2 separate regions of the Homo sapiens genome follow, and region 2 is linked to region 1. The links are chromatin loops, found by intact Hi-C in ENCODE. Cell type or tissue: gastrocnemius medialis. All regions are shown on one strand. Links, peaks and the distances in the headings refer to the core of each region. The heading gives the core; the rest is flanking DNA. Region 1 has its middle 210 kb from the start of PLN. Region 2 has its middle 150 kb from the start of PLN.

Region 1 (8,345 bases), core at 131-8,130:
AACCTGGCAGAGACACAACAAAAAAAGAAAATTTCAGGCCAATATCCCTAATGAACATTGATGCAAATATCCTCAATAAAATACTAGCAAACCAAATCCAGCAGCACATCAAAAAGCTTATCCACCACCATCAAGTTGGCTTCATCCCTGGGATGCAAGACTGGTTCAACATATGCAAATCAATAAATGTAATCCATCACATAAACAGAACCAATGGCAAAAACCACATGATTATCTCAATAGATGCAGAAAAGGCCTTTGATAAAATTCAACACCGCCTCATGCTAAAAACTCTCAATAAACTAGGTATTGATGGAACATATCTCAAAATAATAAGAGTATTTATGACAAACCTACAGCCCAATATCATACTGAATGGGCAAAAGCTGGAAGCATTCTCTTTGAAAACTGGCACAAGCAACGATGCCCTCTCTCACCACTCTTATTCAACATACTATTGGAAGTTCTGGCCAGGGCAATCAGGCAGAGAAAGAAATAAAGGGTATTCAAATAGGAAGAGAGGAAGTCAAATAGTCTCTGTTTGCAGATGACATGATTGTATATTTAGAAAACCCCATCGTCTCAGCCAAAAATCTCCTTAAGCTGATAAGCAACTTCAGCAAAGTTGCAGGATACAAAATCAATGTGTGCAAATCACAAGCATTCCTATACACCAATAATAGACAAACTGAGAGCGAAATCATGAGTGAACTCCCATTTGCAATTGCTACAAAGAGAATAAAATATCTAGGAATAAAACTTACAAGGGATGTGAAGGACCTCTTCAATGAGAACTACAAACCATTGCTCCAGGAAATAAGAGAGGACACAAATAGAAAAATATTCCATGCTCATGGATAGGAAACATCAGTATTGTGAAAATGGCCATACTGCCCAAAATAATTTATAGATTCAATGCAATCCCCATCAAGCTACCATTTACTTTCTTCACAGAATTAGAAAAAACTACTTTAAATTTTATCTGAGGCTGGGTGCAGTGGCTCATGGCTGTAATCCCAGCAGTTTGGGAGGCTGAGGCGGGCGATCACCTGAGGTCAGGGGTTCCAGACAAGCCTGGCCAATAGGACAAAACCCCGTCTCTAGTAAAAGTACAAAAATTAGCCAGGCGTGGTGGTGGGCATCTGTAATCCCAGCTACTCAGGAGGCTGAGGCAGGAGAATTGCTTGAACTCATGAGGCGGAGTTTGCAGTGAGCCAAGACTGGGCCACTGCACTCCAGCTTGGGCAACAAGAGTGACAGTCCATGTCAAAAAAAAAAAAATTCATATGGAATCAAAAAAGAGCCCGGATAGCTAAGACAATCCTAAGTAAAAAGAACAAAGCTGGAGGCATCATGTTCCCTGACTTCAAACTATACTACAAGGCTATGGTAACCAAAACAGCATGGTACTGATACCAAAACAAATATATAGACCAATGGAACAGAACAGAGGCCTCAGAAACAATGCCACACGTCTACAACCATCTGGTCTTTGACAAACCTGACAAAAACAAGCAGTAGGGAAAGGATTCCCTATTTAATAAATGGTGTTGGGAAAACTGGCTAGCCATATGCAGAAAACTGAAACTGGACCCCTTCCTTACACCTTATACAAAAACTAACTCAAGATGGATTAAAGACTTAAATGTAAGACCTAAAACCATAAAAACCCTAGAAGAAAACCTAGGCAATACCATTCAGGACATAGGCATGGACAAAGACTTCATGACTAAAACACCAAAAGCAATGGCAACAAAAGCCAAAATGAACAAATGGGACCTATTTAAACTAAAGAGCTTCTGCACAGCAAAATAAACTATCATTGGAGTGAACAGGCAACCTACAAAATGGGAGAAAATTTTTGCAATCTATCCATCTGACAAAGGGCTAATATCCAGAATCTACAAGAACTTAAACAAATTTGCAAAGAAAAAACAAAAAACCCCATCAAAAAGTGAGCAAAGGAGATGAACAGACACTTCTCAAAAGAAGACATTTGTGCAGCCAACAAACATGAAAAAAAGCTCATCATCACTGGTCATTAAAGAAATGCAAATCAAAACCACAATGAGATACCATCTCACACCAGTTAGAACGGTGATCATTAAAAAGTCAGGAAACAACAGATGCTGGAGAGGATGTGGAAAAATAGGAACACTTTTACACTGTTGGTGGGAGTATAAATTGGTTCAACCGTTGTGGAAGACGGTGTGGTGATTCCTCAAGGATCTAGAACTAGAAATACCATTTGACCCAGCAATCCTATTACTGGGTATATACCCAAAGGATTATAAATCGTTCTATTATAAAGACACATGCACACGTATGCTTATTGCAGCATTTTTTTCACTATAGCAAAGACTTGGAAGCAACCCAAGTGTCCATCAGTGATAGGCTGGATAAAGAAAATGTGGCACATATACACCATGGAATACTATGCAGTCATAAAAAAGGATGAGTTTATGTCCTTTGCAGGGACATGGAGGAAGCTGGAAACCATCATTCTCAGCAAACTAACACAGGAACAGAAAACCAAACACCACATGTTCTCATTCATAACTGGGAGTCGAACAATGAGAACACATGGATGCAGGGAGGGGAACATCACACACTGGGGTCTGTTGAGGGGTGTGGGGCCAGGGGAGGATAGCGTTAGGAGAAATACCTAATGTAGATGACAGGTTGATGGGTACAGCAAACCACCATGGCACGCGTATACCTATGTAACAAACCTGAACATTCTGCACATGTATCCCAGAACTTAAAGTATAATAAAAAAAAATTAATTAATTTAAAAAAGGAGTTAGTAATTGTCATTTCCATGTGAGTTTAACTCTTACTTACCTGCAACTTCAGATCTTTGAGGGGAACTTAAGGGTAGAAACATTCACTGACACAGAGGTACTTCTGAATTACCTTACCTTTGTCTTTCAGATTCTGTAAACATGGTGACTCAAGCACACTGAGTATACAGGAGCCACTGCGTAACATTGAATGTGTTTCCCAAACATGGAAGGGGAAAGAAAGAGAAGAAGAGGCAGCCACACCTAATGGAAATGAACCAGATGGTTATCAAAAGCATACAGCACTTTCAAGAGGCAGAAAAAGAGAAAATACAGAAGAGGATCAGTGGGAGGGAAGATGGGTGCTAAAGCTGAGCAAGGGAACTGCTTGTTACAATGGCTTAAACCCATTTTGGCCGCTGCAAGATGGAGTGGCACTAATGAGGTGGTAGCGCACTGAGTAAGGCATATGCTTGCCCCCTTCCCCTCTCCTTCCTCCCATGGTGCTTGTATATTTTTAGCCTGTGGGGTTGGAATAATGAATACCCAAGTGAATGTAGTGTTGGAAGGAGATTTTTTCTTGGCAAAATGGCAGCAAGGGCTGCCAAGTATCTTCTAAAATGTAAACAAATCATCCACCTCCATCAGGGAAAGATTACACACAGTATTCCTGAGTCAGTGTGGGATTTTCACCTGCTGTGGTTTGCAGTTTGAATTCTCCCCCATCATCACAAGCTTTACCACCTGGTGTGTATTAAGCACTCCATTACTCTGAGAAATCATTGGTGTTCCAGCTGCTAGAATCAAATAATCAGGCACAATTTGGGAAATAAAAATCTTCTCCCATTCCACATAAACAAGTTAGGAGGATTCTGTGGAAGTGCCACTGACTTGGGGGTCTGGGTATTCTTTTGGTTATATCACAAATCGCCACTCTTTGTGTCTATGCATTTACAGTTGTAAGGGAAGGGTGTGGGATTGAATGACATTTAAGATTCCCTCCGGCTCTGAAGCCGATGACCTAGTGTTCAGTGTGATTCTAGGCTACTTTGGGCAGAAAGCCGCTCAGTCTTCATATTCATAAAAACAACTTTCCAGAATTGCAGCACCCCCTTTCCCATCTTTCGGAATGTCTCTTTGCCCCAGGGTTATGCAGTGCCCTTACCATGCTTTCTGGACGCTCATGGCTTTCCACTACAAAGTATGGATTCTCCCTCTCACCAGGCCTCATAGGCTTGCTATGTTCTAAAATGTACCTTGTTTGAAATATCTCAATTTCTCCTCCTAACATCAACCTCACCCAAACTCACCTGTTTTCCAGCTCCTTTTCCCAGTCATACTCTCAGCCAGATAGTTATTTAAGTGATGCAATAAAAAAAATGCCCTTTTAATGATTAGATGTCTATCTTTAGTATGGGCTTAACCCAAAGGAATGGTAGTGATTTCAGTTACTATTAATACAAATGACGAAGGGATAGTTTCTTGCATCTAGAACCATTAGGGGCCCCAAATCATATACATAAGTGACTGCCTACATGTAAAGGCTACTTATCTACAGGTAATTCAATCCAAGAAACATATATCAAACACCAGACATGTACATTTTGTTGTTGTAGACTCTGGTGGCACGGAAGTTATGTTGCAAAGATAAATAAGACAGTTCTTTCCTCGAAGCAACTTAAAATTAATTTAGAGCTACAGAATCTTAATGGATTTTATCTTAATGGAGAGCATTAGATTTTTCATTGCAGTAAAATATATATAACATGAAATTTACCATTTTAACTATTTTCAAATGCATAATTCAGTAGCATGTAAGTACATTCATTGGATATTTTTATCCATTAAAACTTATTCACTTGTTGAGAGTTGTAAGTTTGAGTGTATAATAATCAGTGTTATGGTCTTCACCTTAGAGAGCTCACCTTCTAGATGTGACTTAGCCAAACAAACATGATAGGTCAAGAATTTTACGGCAGTCTGACTGCCTTCCTTCTTTCCTTTCTTCATTTTTTCTCTCATTCCCTTACTCCTGTCCTCACTCTGTTCCTAAAATAATCTAAAGCAGATTACAAACACATACAAATAACAGGGTGAAATTAGTGGAAATTTGTCAGGGAAAGTAAAGGCAAGAAAATAAGATAGATCCAGAAGTGAGTTAGTACAGAAAATGCATGCCTTAGAGCCTTGTAAACATGTAAGAGCTGGCCTTCAAGTTTTATTCTAACCCTCTCAGAGCCAGTTTAGCAGGGAAATATGATCCATTACAAGATTCACAGTGTCCTGCTGGTGACATAAAACAAAAACAGGTGCTCAAGAGCACAGCTTTTATTGATACTGAGACCAGAGGAAAAGTTCTCCTGTGGGTTGCAATTGAGAACGTACTGCATTCATTCATGCAGTCTACACAGTAATTAATTGTTATGGACTTTCTCTTATTAATACCTTTAATACAGATTAATGGCATTGTCCAAAAGGTCATTTCAGTAAAAGTAGAGTGAATCCAGTGCTCAGTGTCTGTTAATTGGACTAATCCAGGTTAGATTTTAGAGAGTCTAGATGTTACTATATTGAACATGTGCCTATGATATGAGAAAAGGAGGGAAGTATTGTTTAGGGCTACCATAGTTTGTGATGATGAAGCCTCATTGCCTACATGTAAGAGACTGCTAAGTTCTGTTTCTGTAAATGGGAAGGCCTAGTGGTATGAAGTGCTCTTCCTAAAGTAGTATTAAGAATAAGCTCAAAGGAGGAGAACAAGACTGCATGGCTTTTTGGTTCAGTGGAAGTCATTATCCACATCTGTCATGAAGTTATTTCTTCCGATCTTGAGTCTCAATGAAAGTCACATTATGGTTTGGGTTCTACATGGACAGAAATGACCAGGGTCTCTAGGAGTCTTAAAGATTAACTCATTTGTCATGATTTTTGGTCATTGAACATTTCTAGTGTGAGGAAATCCCTTGTTGCGAGAGTTGTGGTGGACAACAGGAACCACTGGAGAAGCTGTGAGTTGGAGGTGCTCTACCCCTTCCTTGTACCTGACTTGGCTGAGTGTACATCCAGACTCTAAGTCTTAAGTGAGTGGTGTAGTGATGAAGGGACTGTGAGATTTGTTCCTCGGTGTTTCTCATGGTGGTTTACAACAGTGTCTATGGGTAGTGACAGCATCCAGGGGCAGCTGAGTAGAGTGGCCAGGGAAGTATTCAGCAGCAGCTTCCTAGCTGACTATGTCTTTACTTTGGGTTTTGTGTGTTTTGTGAGCTCAATTTTCCAGCCTTCTCATTGGGCTTCTGAGTTACCCAGTATTTTCCCAATAATTATTTTTCTGCTTAAGGTAGTCAGGTTGCAATAAAGAATCTTGGTGATACAGCCCATAACGGATTCCTTCTCATGGAACTCAAAGCTAAGGAAAGATTATTTTAGTCTTGTCCAATTTCTCCAGAAAATGACACAGGGGTAAGCCGCGACTCAAGTTTTAGTTATCAAATTAGCCATGTTTTCCATGTTTAGCCATAACACACAGGCCAAACCTTAACTAGTAATAGGGAAAGACACAGTTTAGATGGAACATTTTGTTAGCCCATAGGTCTTTCATTAGGGAACTTACAAAAAATTGGATGGCCTCTACTCTGGATCTAACTTGAGAGGGCCGTATCTGTAGAGCTGATAAATTTAAAACAAATGATCAGAAATCAGAGTCCACATGCAGAATAGTCCTGGAACATCTCTGGGGTAGAAACTCTTCCTTCAGAATATTATGGTGGGCTTGAGAGCTTGAGCTTACTCATCAAGTAGAAAATCCTGGACTGAAAAGCAAGCATCCTAAGAATCATAACAGCCAGGTGGTTGGCTTTAACTTGTGAAGCTGAAAGAACAATCCCCCAAAATATGAACTTGGATCTGAATGTCTAAGTATTTATCTACTGCATTTACAAATATGACTTATGGCTTCATAACTCACATCTAGGTCTCCATCTTCATACAGCCTTCTCCTCTGTGTGTCTCTGTTCTCTCCTCTTCTGTCTCTTATAAGAACTTTTGTCATTGGATTTAGGGCCCAGCTCAGTAATCTAGGATGATTACATTTCCTTATTTGGACCTTTTTCCAAATAAGGTGACACTTGCAGGTTCTACGTGAACAGGTTTCTGGGGGGGCAACCAGCAATCAACACACTATAGCACCATTTGTTCTGCCAGAGCCAGGCCTCTGTGTGAACACAGGACAGTGTCTGTGGGCATCTATGCTGACCTGAGAGCTGACTGAGCTAGTGTTGGTTGTTTGGGTTCAGTGGGGGTTCCTCCTTCTCTCTACAGTCCCCATTGCTGGGAAGGACCCGGCTGAGGCAGAGCACTGGGAACATGATTGGTCATCCCACCTTTGCTCCCAGTGGAAGCTTTTCATTCGCAACTCTCTGCATGGCACAAAAGAAAAGAAAGTTCCTTATGTCCCCATTTCCTAAAGATTCCCATCCCTGCTTTTATTTAAAGCATTAAAAATAATTTTCTAACTCTTACTTCTATGGTTGCTTATTTTAGAGGTTCTCTACATTTATTACATTTATGCATAGGAAAAATTCACTCAATAACTCAGGCATTTTAGAATTGAATTATAAGCTATACAATTATTTGGCTTTACATTATTTAAAAGCCCAATCTTTTTTCGACTCTTAAGTATGGTGTCAAAAAAGGATTGGACTTTTAAACAGTGTGAAGCCAAATAATTGTGGCTCTCTTTCCTTTCATTCTCAGGTCACATTTTCCCTTTGCCTTGGAACTAATTCTTGAAGAATGACATTGACTGTAACCTGTACCCACATCATTTTTTTCCAGAGGAAATTGCAATATTTGATGTCTAAGTATTCAATATCAAGTGTTCCTTAAAATATCTTCTCAAGAGGCAGAAAAGGATGTAGAAATTACAGTTGGCTCTTGACTATAGACCACCCACATTCTCGTTCTCTAGAAACTGTCAGGGGTAGGCTGAAGAAGGAAGAGGAATCAAAACTCACATCCACCAACTTTGCCACTTGTTAGGCCTCAGGAAGAAACATCTTGTGAGGAAAAGCCTGGAGTTATTGACTAACATGAATGTTTTAGTGTGATCTGCACATTTTACTCTTTCTGAACCATTTGTATCTCGTATGTCAGACGACAGGAAGCTGGGCTTCATTTTGATATTCTAAATTTGAAAATTCCTCAAAGACTGAAACGTGGGTACCATATGAAGGATATTAAAAATTATGAAAGTTTGCCCATTATCTATTTCCTTGAATTCCTACTTTTCATTAGATTCATTACTTTTCTTTTTTTGTTTCTTTTTTTTTTTTTCAAGACAGGGTTTCACTGTGTCACCCAGGCTGGAATACAGTGAGATGATCTCAGCTCACTGCAACCTTGACCTCCCCAGGCTCAGGTGATTCTCCCACCTCAGCCTCCTGAGTAACTGGAACTACAGGCATGTTGTAGAGCTCCCCAGGCTCAGGTGATTCTCCTACCTCAGCATCCCGAGTAACTGGAACTACAGCCACCATGTCTGGCTAATTTTTCTATTTTTTTTGT
Region 2 (8,345 bases), core at 129-8,128, 61 kb before region 1:
TCATGCCTGACCCAGTGGCCAGGGACATGGCCAATGCTATGAAGTACTACGACTGGTTAGACTCAACTCATGGGCCCACCCGAGGCAAGGAAAGGCTGGGGTCTGTGGACTCCCACCCTTTGGCCCAACTACATGAAATGAGAAAGAGGAAATTCCACAGAGAAAGGGATGATCATACAAGATGAGGAGGGAAAGGGTGATGGGAAGCAAAAACCAAAAAGTATCCAGGGAAATCGCTCTCTAAAATAGGTCTTTCCAATCTATTTACACCTGGAAATAGCAAGATTCTTATTCTGTTAGGTACTAGGGTGCTGGGAAATGTTAGAAACAACTGAAAGGCTGGAGAAAAAAAGCCCTGATTTGTACCATGTGGCAAATTCCATGGTATAAATACTCCTATATGGCTGCTCCAAGCTGCCAACCTCACATGACTGCACATGGAGCTCGGAAGATTTAATGTGTAGCAAGCAGCACAGCATTATATTCCATCCCAGATACAATGCCTATAAATGACCCCTAGAACACAGGTAATAGTAAAATGCAGTAAAATTATGAGGAAGGGATGAGTTTTTATTACATTTGTTTTCCATACAGTGTATTTAATTGCAAGTTTATATCATATACTTTTTAAATAATGGTTTTAATATCCCAGCTCTCATTGCCTCAATTAATTTCAAATTCTTCCTACCTTGGATAGTTTACACATTTACCGGTCTGGACTCGAGAGGTCCTCATGAAATTTTTGATTATCCAAGTTATATTTTTGATAGGGCAAAGTGCATTTCTCTCTTTTCTATTTTTAAGTGGAAAGTAAATATATGTTTTCTTAACTCTTAACAACTCTTCCTCTGGCTACCAGTAAATTTAGCTACACTGAAATAGAAGAACTTGTTCAAGATTTAATTGTCATTTTTTAGATAAACTCTGAAAATATACAAAACATATCCCCACAGAAAATAGGTCAAATACAAACTACATCACATTAAATGAATAAAATATAGCCTTAGAGGGACTGAAACGTGATAAAGTAACATCACTAGTTAAAACCAAGAACTCAATATAGATACATTGATAAAACAAAAATAAAAGCAACTTACTGCGGAACTACTCTTCAAAATTCAAGGAAAGAACATGGAAAAGTTCAAAGACTTGCTAACCACTAGCTCCTATTTCTTTTTGAGGGAAGAGGCCAGAAAGGGATCAGAAAATTTTCATTTTGTGTTTTGATCTACCTCTAAGATAACATATTCTGCAAATTTTCGTGACCCAAGTGGATAGGCTGAAATTACTCAGAGAAAAACTGAAAGAACTCAAAGAAAGAAGAGCTTGTATTGTCAGATGAATTATTTTTTATTAGTATGTCAGGGGATGAAGGGTGTGCAGGGAAACAAGCAAGGATGAGCGATCACTCTGGTCAAGAAGAGAATTCTCATCTTAGACCTTGGATTTAATGTCCAAGGTCCAAGGTTGGATCTATGCAAATTGCAAGTTGCACCAAATTATTTTTATAGGCACACTAGAAGGCAGGGGGTTTCTTCTTGTCCATGACTAGTAATTTCTTAAGAGAGAAAAATTATAAATCCCACTCTCACTTTGGGAGTCAAATGCTATTATCTGGAACAGTTGTTCTCTGCACAGCAGAATAACGCCACAGGCAACAGAAATATTTCTCTTTAATTAATTTTCACCAGGATCACTTTTGATTACAGACCAATGTTTAATCCAATTTTCCTACAAGTTGTGTGGGTTTGGCTTTCCCCAATGTTCTGTTTATAGCTTCTCAGTGTGTTGCTTGGAAAATGATATGAAGTTATAAAGATAGCTTAGTGACTTCATCCAAGACAGGAGGAAACAAAGAGGTGGCTCAGGAATTAGAAAATCCTTTTTAAGTGCAGTTGCCCTCTTAGGAATGGGTAACAATGGCAACCCCGTGAAACAAGCTACCACCCTCCTCACAATAGGGCAATTAGCTTGATGTGTTCAAATGAACTCATCTACTTCAAGAGTATGTGTTATAAATGCTCCTTGTCTCTGAAATTCTCTCAATATGTATTAAAAAATCCCAGTGTCTTTATTCTGGGCTATGAGAAATCTGCAGGAAATTAGAATATTGTGAAAAGGAAAAGATGACTGCTCTGAGACCAAAAATTTATCCTTAAACCTCCCAGTGCATCTTTATTCAGAAGAATGTTTCTGGATGGAAGTTACTATTTCTCAGCTCTGTGCAAGGAAATATTGAGCAAAGGTTCACTGAAGTCTGCAGCTGTCAGTTCTGGAAGCCCTGTGAGGTTGAGGAAATGATGCTTCTTGCCAACTTTAAGCAGGACTTTATAATCTGCTGACCTGGATTTAGTGGTCTCTGGGCTTCAAAAGGGTGCAACCAGGGCAAAGCAAAGGAAGAGGTGGGACTATGTGAAGAAAGAATGTAGGGTCTGACATTTGAGGAAGGAGCTTCATACTCTGAATCCAAGGGCAAGAATGAAGATCTAACCAGAGTGCAGGAAATAGGGAGGCGTGGAGCTATGGAAGAGAGAGAACAGGGAGGTGACCCAAGATGAACCCCTGAATTCATCTCTGAATTCATCTCTGTCATCTGGATTTCCATTTTCACAGGTCAGAAAGACCAATGGTCAGATGAGCTTGTTGCCTTCTTTCTCCTCATTTCTTGCTCAGATTAGCTTATGGAGGCTAGTCTGGGAAGGTCTCTTACTGGAGGCCACAGGACTGCTATGTCCCAGGAATTAGGCAATGAACCCACGAATGTCAGAAGGCCATTTGTATAAGAATATGGTACTCTGTCTTAGGAAAAATATGATGATGGGATGTAGATGTAGAAGTGTAGAATGGATGAACTTTGACACAATAAGGTATGACAGTAAAACGCTGTGTAATATCACTGTGGGATTGATGGTTTGACTGTAGCCAGGCCTGCTGCAAGCTTGGTGACACAGCAATAAATAGGAAGCAAAAGTGCATATGTACAATTGAGCAAGAATTTTTCATGCGTTAATAGGATGAATCCTTGAGTACTGACAGCATAAAAGGCTAGGCTTTTGTAACATAGATAATTTTTTCCCACAGATACTAACTTTACACAAATCTTTAGGTGGACATCTGTGAGAAAAGAGGAAGGCCTCAGGAACTACTTCCACTCACTTATATCAGTTAATTCATTTACTCAACAAATATATATAAGCACCTGACATGTGCCAGGTGCTGTTTTAGGCACCAGGAATATAGCAGCAAACAAAACATGCAAAAATCTCTGCCCTCTGAGAGCTTATATCTGGCAGGGGGAGTGAGACAATAAAACAAAAAAAATTGGTCTAGATTGAAAAAATCAATTAAAAATATTTGTTCAGGAATACATATACATGTGGTAAAACCATAAAGAAAAGTAAGAGAATACTAAACATAAAATTGTTGGTTTGACAGTAAGCTGAAGTGAAAGGGACTATAGATGCATCTGAGAGGTCATACTCAGGTGTTCTCAGGCCAAGAACAGCCCTTTGTGTTCTTGTGAGTCCTGTGAACTCAGCTCAAACGCATTTCTGTTCTGTATAGCGCTTAGCACCTTATCAGCCCAGAAAAAGACTGTGATTGGATGTAGGTAATTGAAAAAAAAAACTCCTAGTCAGACAATTTGTGTGTGTAGGAGTTGGACTAATGTCTCTGAATATTCCAACAGTCCAACTTCTAACCAGGGTGTCTGTATTCATCAGCATGGGCTGCCATAACAAAATATGAGGTAGTTTATATGATGAGGTAGTTAATATGATGAGGTAGTTTAAACAACAGAAATTTATTTTCTCAGAGTTCTGGAAGGTACAAATTCCAGGTCAAGATGCTGGCTGATTAGTTTCCTGGTGAGCGCTCTCTTCTTGGTTTGCAGACAGCCACCTTCTTACTGTATTCTCATATGGCCTTTCCTCTGCGGTGAAAAGAGAGAGAGAGAGAGAGGGAGCAAACGCAAGTTCTGGTATCTCTCTTTTCATAAGGACACCAATTCTAAAGTACTAGAACTCACACTTATGACCTCATTTAACCTTAATTACCTTTCTATATAAAGATCCTATCTCCAAATACAGTTACAGTGGCACTTCAGTATGTGAACTTGGGAGAGGGTGGGCCCAATTCAATTTATAACAATGCCTATGATAATGTATTCTGCTGTGAAACATTCTTCTGCTAACATGTTCAGGACGGCCCTCTGACCTGTGCACTTTTGCTTTTGCCACTTGTTCTCTGAATCCTTGCTTAAAGTCTGCCAAGTGCTATATGAGGTAGTTGGAATGGAGTTTCCACAAACAAACAAGCTAAAGCTAATATTTTCATCATGTCACTTTCATTCTTCTCTTATGAAAATTCATCAATCTGCTACTGGACTTTCAGATGAAAACCTGCATTTTTATATATAATTCTACTATAATTTTAGATTTATCTGACCATTATTGTTTGGAATGGTCCTAGCAAAGAATCTGTTTTATCAAATTCATGCCCTTTTAAACATGGCTGTTTATTAGCTATTTTTCTTTGTTTTTATTTTGTATTACACCACAGCTACTCAGAATTAGAGTAATCAAATTTCTGCTTCAAGATACTCATAACAGGCCAGGTGCAGTGACTCATGCCTATAATCCCAATAATTTGGGAGATTGAGGCAAGAGGATTGGTTAAGGCTAGTAGTTCAAGACCATCCTAGGCAACATAGTGAGACCCCATCTCTACAAAAAAAATTGAAAAATTAGCCAGGCATGGTAGTGCACATCTGTAGTCCCAGCTACTTGGGAGGCTGAGGCAGGAGGATGGTTTAAGTACAAAAGTTTGAGGCTGCAGTGAGCTATGGTCACACCACTCCACTCCAGCCTGGGTGACAGAATGAAATTCTATCTCTAAAAAAAAGGTTACTCATAATATTACTCCATATATGGCCTCTTTTATATCTTTGTTTGTTGGTTAGTTACCTTTAATAATGTCATCAGCATTCATGAACCTGCTACTCAGAAAAAAAAGCTAGCCTACATATGCCTTTTTGGTCCCCTTCCATGGTAACCTGTTGCTTCCCCTCACTTAAGGTAACCTCCATCCTGAAGAGGTGTTCATCATTCTCTTTTTTTTCTTTTTATTAAAATTATTTTTAAGGTTACAAAAATGAATATCAAATTGTATGTTATCTTCTAGGAATTAGTTTTATTCACTTAATAATATATAGCTAAGATGCTTTCATATTATTGTCTGTTATTGAAGGTCATTTATTTTAACCACTCTATGAAACTTTATGTGAATATAATACTGTTTATTCACCAGTCTCCTGACATGAGCTCTTGGGTTTTCTACATGTTTTGTTAATATGAACAATGGTGCTATGTGTATTGTTTCTGTGGAATTGTTGCTCACAGGGGGTGTGAATGTTCAACTTTATAATACTGCCATTGTCTGAATGTTTGTGTTCCCTCAAAATTCATATGTTGAAATCCTAACCCCCATGGTGATACTGTTGGAAAGTGTTACCTTTAGCAGGTGATTAGGTCATGAGGGTGGAGCCCTCACGATTGGATTAATGTTTTTATAAAGAGACCCAGAGAGTTAGCTATCCCCTTCACCATGTAAGAACACAGCAAGAAGGTGCCATCTAGGACCTGAAAAGCAAGCCCTTACCAGACACCACATCCGCCAATGCCTTGATCTTGGACTTCCCAGCCTCCAGAACTGTGAGAAAAAATTTCTGTTGTTTATAAACCACCCAAGTTATGGTATTTTATCTTAGCAGCCCGAATGGACCAAGACAAATATCAAATTGCTTTTCTCATGGTTTTAACATTTTGCATTCCCATCAGCAATGTAAGAGATCCTGTGGAACCACATTCTCTAAATACTTGATATTGTAAACTTCAAATTTTTTTGCCATTTAAAAGAATATAATATGCTATTAACTGTGTTTTTGTATTGTGTTTACTCCATTGCTAATGAAGTTCAATATTATTTCAAATCTTTTTTGGCCATGTGTATTTCCTCTTTTATGAAATGCATGGGTGGAATAATATTTGGAAAGAGATAAAATTAGAACCTTTCCACATTTCATATACAAAATCAGCTTCAGGTCAATTGAGAACTTCAATATAAAGAATGAAACTTTATACTCATGTTAGAATATATAAGTAAATATGTTTTAGACCTTAGTGTAGCAGAAGAGTTCCTTAACAAGACACAGAAACTATATCTATAAGACCATGATAAATTTGATTATATTAAAGTTGAGAAATTTTATTCATCAAAATACATATTCAAGATGTGAAAAAAGTTACAGAATGAAAGAAAATATTTACAATACACACTACCAACAAAATATTAGTATCAAAGTAATATCTACATTAAGAACACCTCTAAATCCTTAAGAAAGACATAAAAAATCCTATAGAAAAATAAGCCAAAGGCATGGAGATGTATTTCTTTTATTTCTCATTATATACCAATCTATTTTTAAAATTAGATATAATAAGGAAAAATGATTAAGAATATGAACTTTGCATTTTAAAAAAGCTATGGTTAAAATCCTTGCCCTGGTACTGATTAATTGTGTGATCTTTGGCAAGTTTTCTTAAACTTTCTAGGTTTCAATATTCTCAGCTGTAAAATGTTATTGTGCCATTAATTGATGAATGGATAAACGAAATGTGTTATATCCACACAAGAGAATATTATTCAGACATGAAAATGAAGTACTGACAGCTGCTACCACATGGATAAACTTTGAAAATATTATGCTAAGTTAAAGAAGCCAGGGACAAAAGGCTGCATATTGTATGATTTGATTTACATAAAATATCAAGAACAAGCAAATCCATAGAGACAGAATGTAGATTATTAGTTGCTATGGTTTGAATGTGTTCCCTCCAAAATTCATGTTGAAACTTAATCCTCATTGTGATGGTATTAAGAGGTTGGGCCTTTTGGAAAGTGGTTATGAGGGCTTTGCCCTCCCAAATGGATTAGTGCCTTATAAAGGGGTTGAGGGGAACAAGCTAAGTCCCTTTTTCTTTTTCTTTTTTCTTTTTTTTTTTGAGACAGAGTCTTGCTCTGTTGCCCAGGCTGGAGCACAGTGGCACAATCTCATCTCACAGCAACCTCCATTTCCTGGGTTCAAGCAATTCTCCTGCATTAGCCTCCTGAGTAGCTGGGATTCCAGATGCCTGCCACCATGCCCAGCTAATTTTTGTATTTTTAGTAGAGACAGGGTTTCACCATGTTGGCCAGGCTGGTCTTGAACTCCTGACCTCAAGTGATCTGCCCACCTCAGCCTCCCAACGTACTGGGATTACAGGTGTGAGCCACTGCGCCTGACCTCTTAGTCCCTTTTTTGTTCGTACCTCCCTTCTGCCATGTGAGGATGTAGCAAAAAGGCCCTCACCAGACATCTAAAGCTAGTACCTTGATCTTGAACTTCCCAGCCTCCAGAATTGTAAGAAATAAAATTTCTATTATTTATAAATATCCAGTCTTCTGGTATTTGTTATAGCAGCACTAATGGACTAAGACAGTGGTTTCCAGGAGCTGTGGAGTGGGACAATGACTGCTAATGGGTGTAGAGTTTCTGTGGTAAGGAAATGTTCTGGGATTAGATATTGATGATGGTTGCACCATCTTGTGAATATACTAAAACCCACTGAATTGTACTATTTAAACTGGTAAATTTATAGTGTGGGAATTCCATCTCACTTTTAAAAAAGAAAAAAAGTTATTGTGGGTCAGGCGTGGTGGCTCATGCCTGTAATCCCAGCACTTTGGGAGGCTGAAGTGGGTGGATCTCCTGAGGTCAGGAGTTCGAGACCAGCCTGGTCATCATGGTGAAACCCTGTCTCTACTAAAAATACAAAAATCAGCTGGATGAGGTGGCGGGTGCCTGTAATGCCAGTTACTCAGGAGGCTGAGGAAGGAGAATCATTTGAACTCGGGAGGTGGAGTTTGAAGTGAGTCGAGATCGCACCATTGCACTCCAGCCTGGGCAACAGAGTGAAACTCCATCTCAAAAAAAAAAAAAAAAGTTATTGTGAGTGTTATATAAGACAACTCATGTAAATGTCTCAGCATATTGTCTGCCACATAATAATCATGCAAAAATAATAGGTAGCTTAAAAAATGAGATTCCATTTTCTTCTGTTTTACTTTATAGCTATGAATATCTCTCTCCAGCATATATATTTTTTGGACTCGGATTTCATATAGCATTCTCCTTCAGAAATAGAATCAAAAGAATTATGATAGCTATCCATGTAAATAATAGTTACCATTTATCGAGTGCCTGCTAGATACTAGTCCCAACACTAGATGTTTTCTACGATTTACTT

What was found. Peaks named below come from ENCODE experiments on the same cell type or tissue, not always from the same donor. Only the 100,000 strongest peaks of a DNase experiment are listed, where the experiment ranks them.
Region 2: a loop joins it to region 1, with 10 times the contacts of the local background. A loop is called at or near these places in 4 of 110 quality-filtered maps.

Annotation. Positions count from the first base shown.
Region 1 is chr6:118,330,688-118,339,032 of GRCh38, reverse strand. No RefSeq gene overlaps it. Among named protein-coding and RNA genes, the nearest start is that of PLN, 210 kb to the left of the region's middle. In gastrocnemius medialis, for the core only: no CTCF peak of the experiment used is centred there; no DNase peak of the experiment used is centred there; H3K27ac peaks cover 4,726 bases.
Region 2 is chr6:118,391,784-118,400,128 of GRCh38, reverse strand. No RefSeq gene overlaps it. Among named protein-coding and RNA genes, the nearest start is that of PLN, 150 kb to the left of the region's middle. In gastrocnemius medialis, for the core only: no CTCF peak of the experiment used is centred there; no DNase peak of the experiment used is centred there; H3K27ac peaks cover 3,739 bases.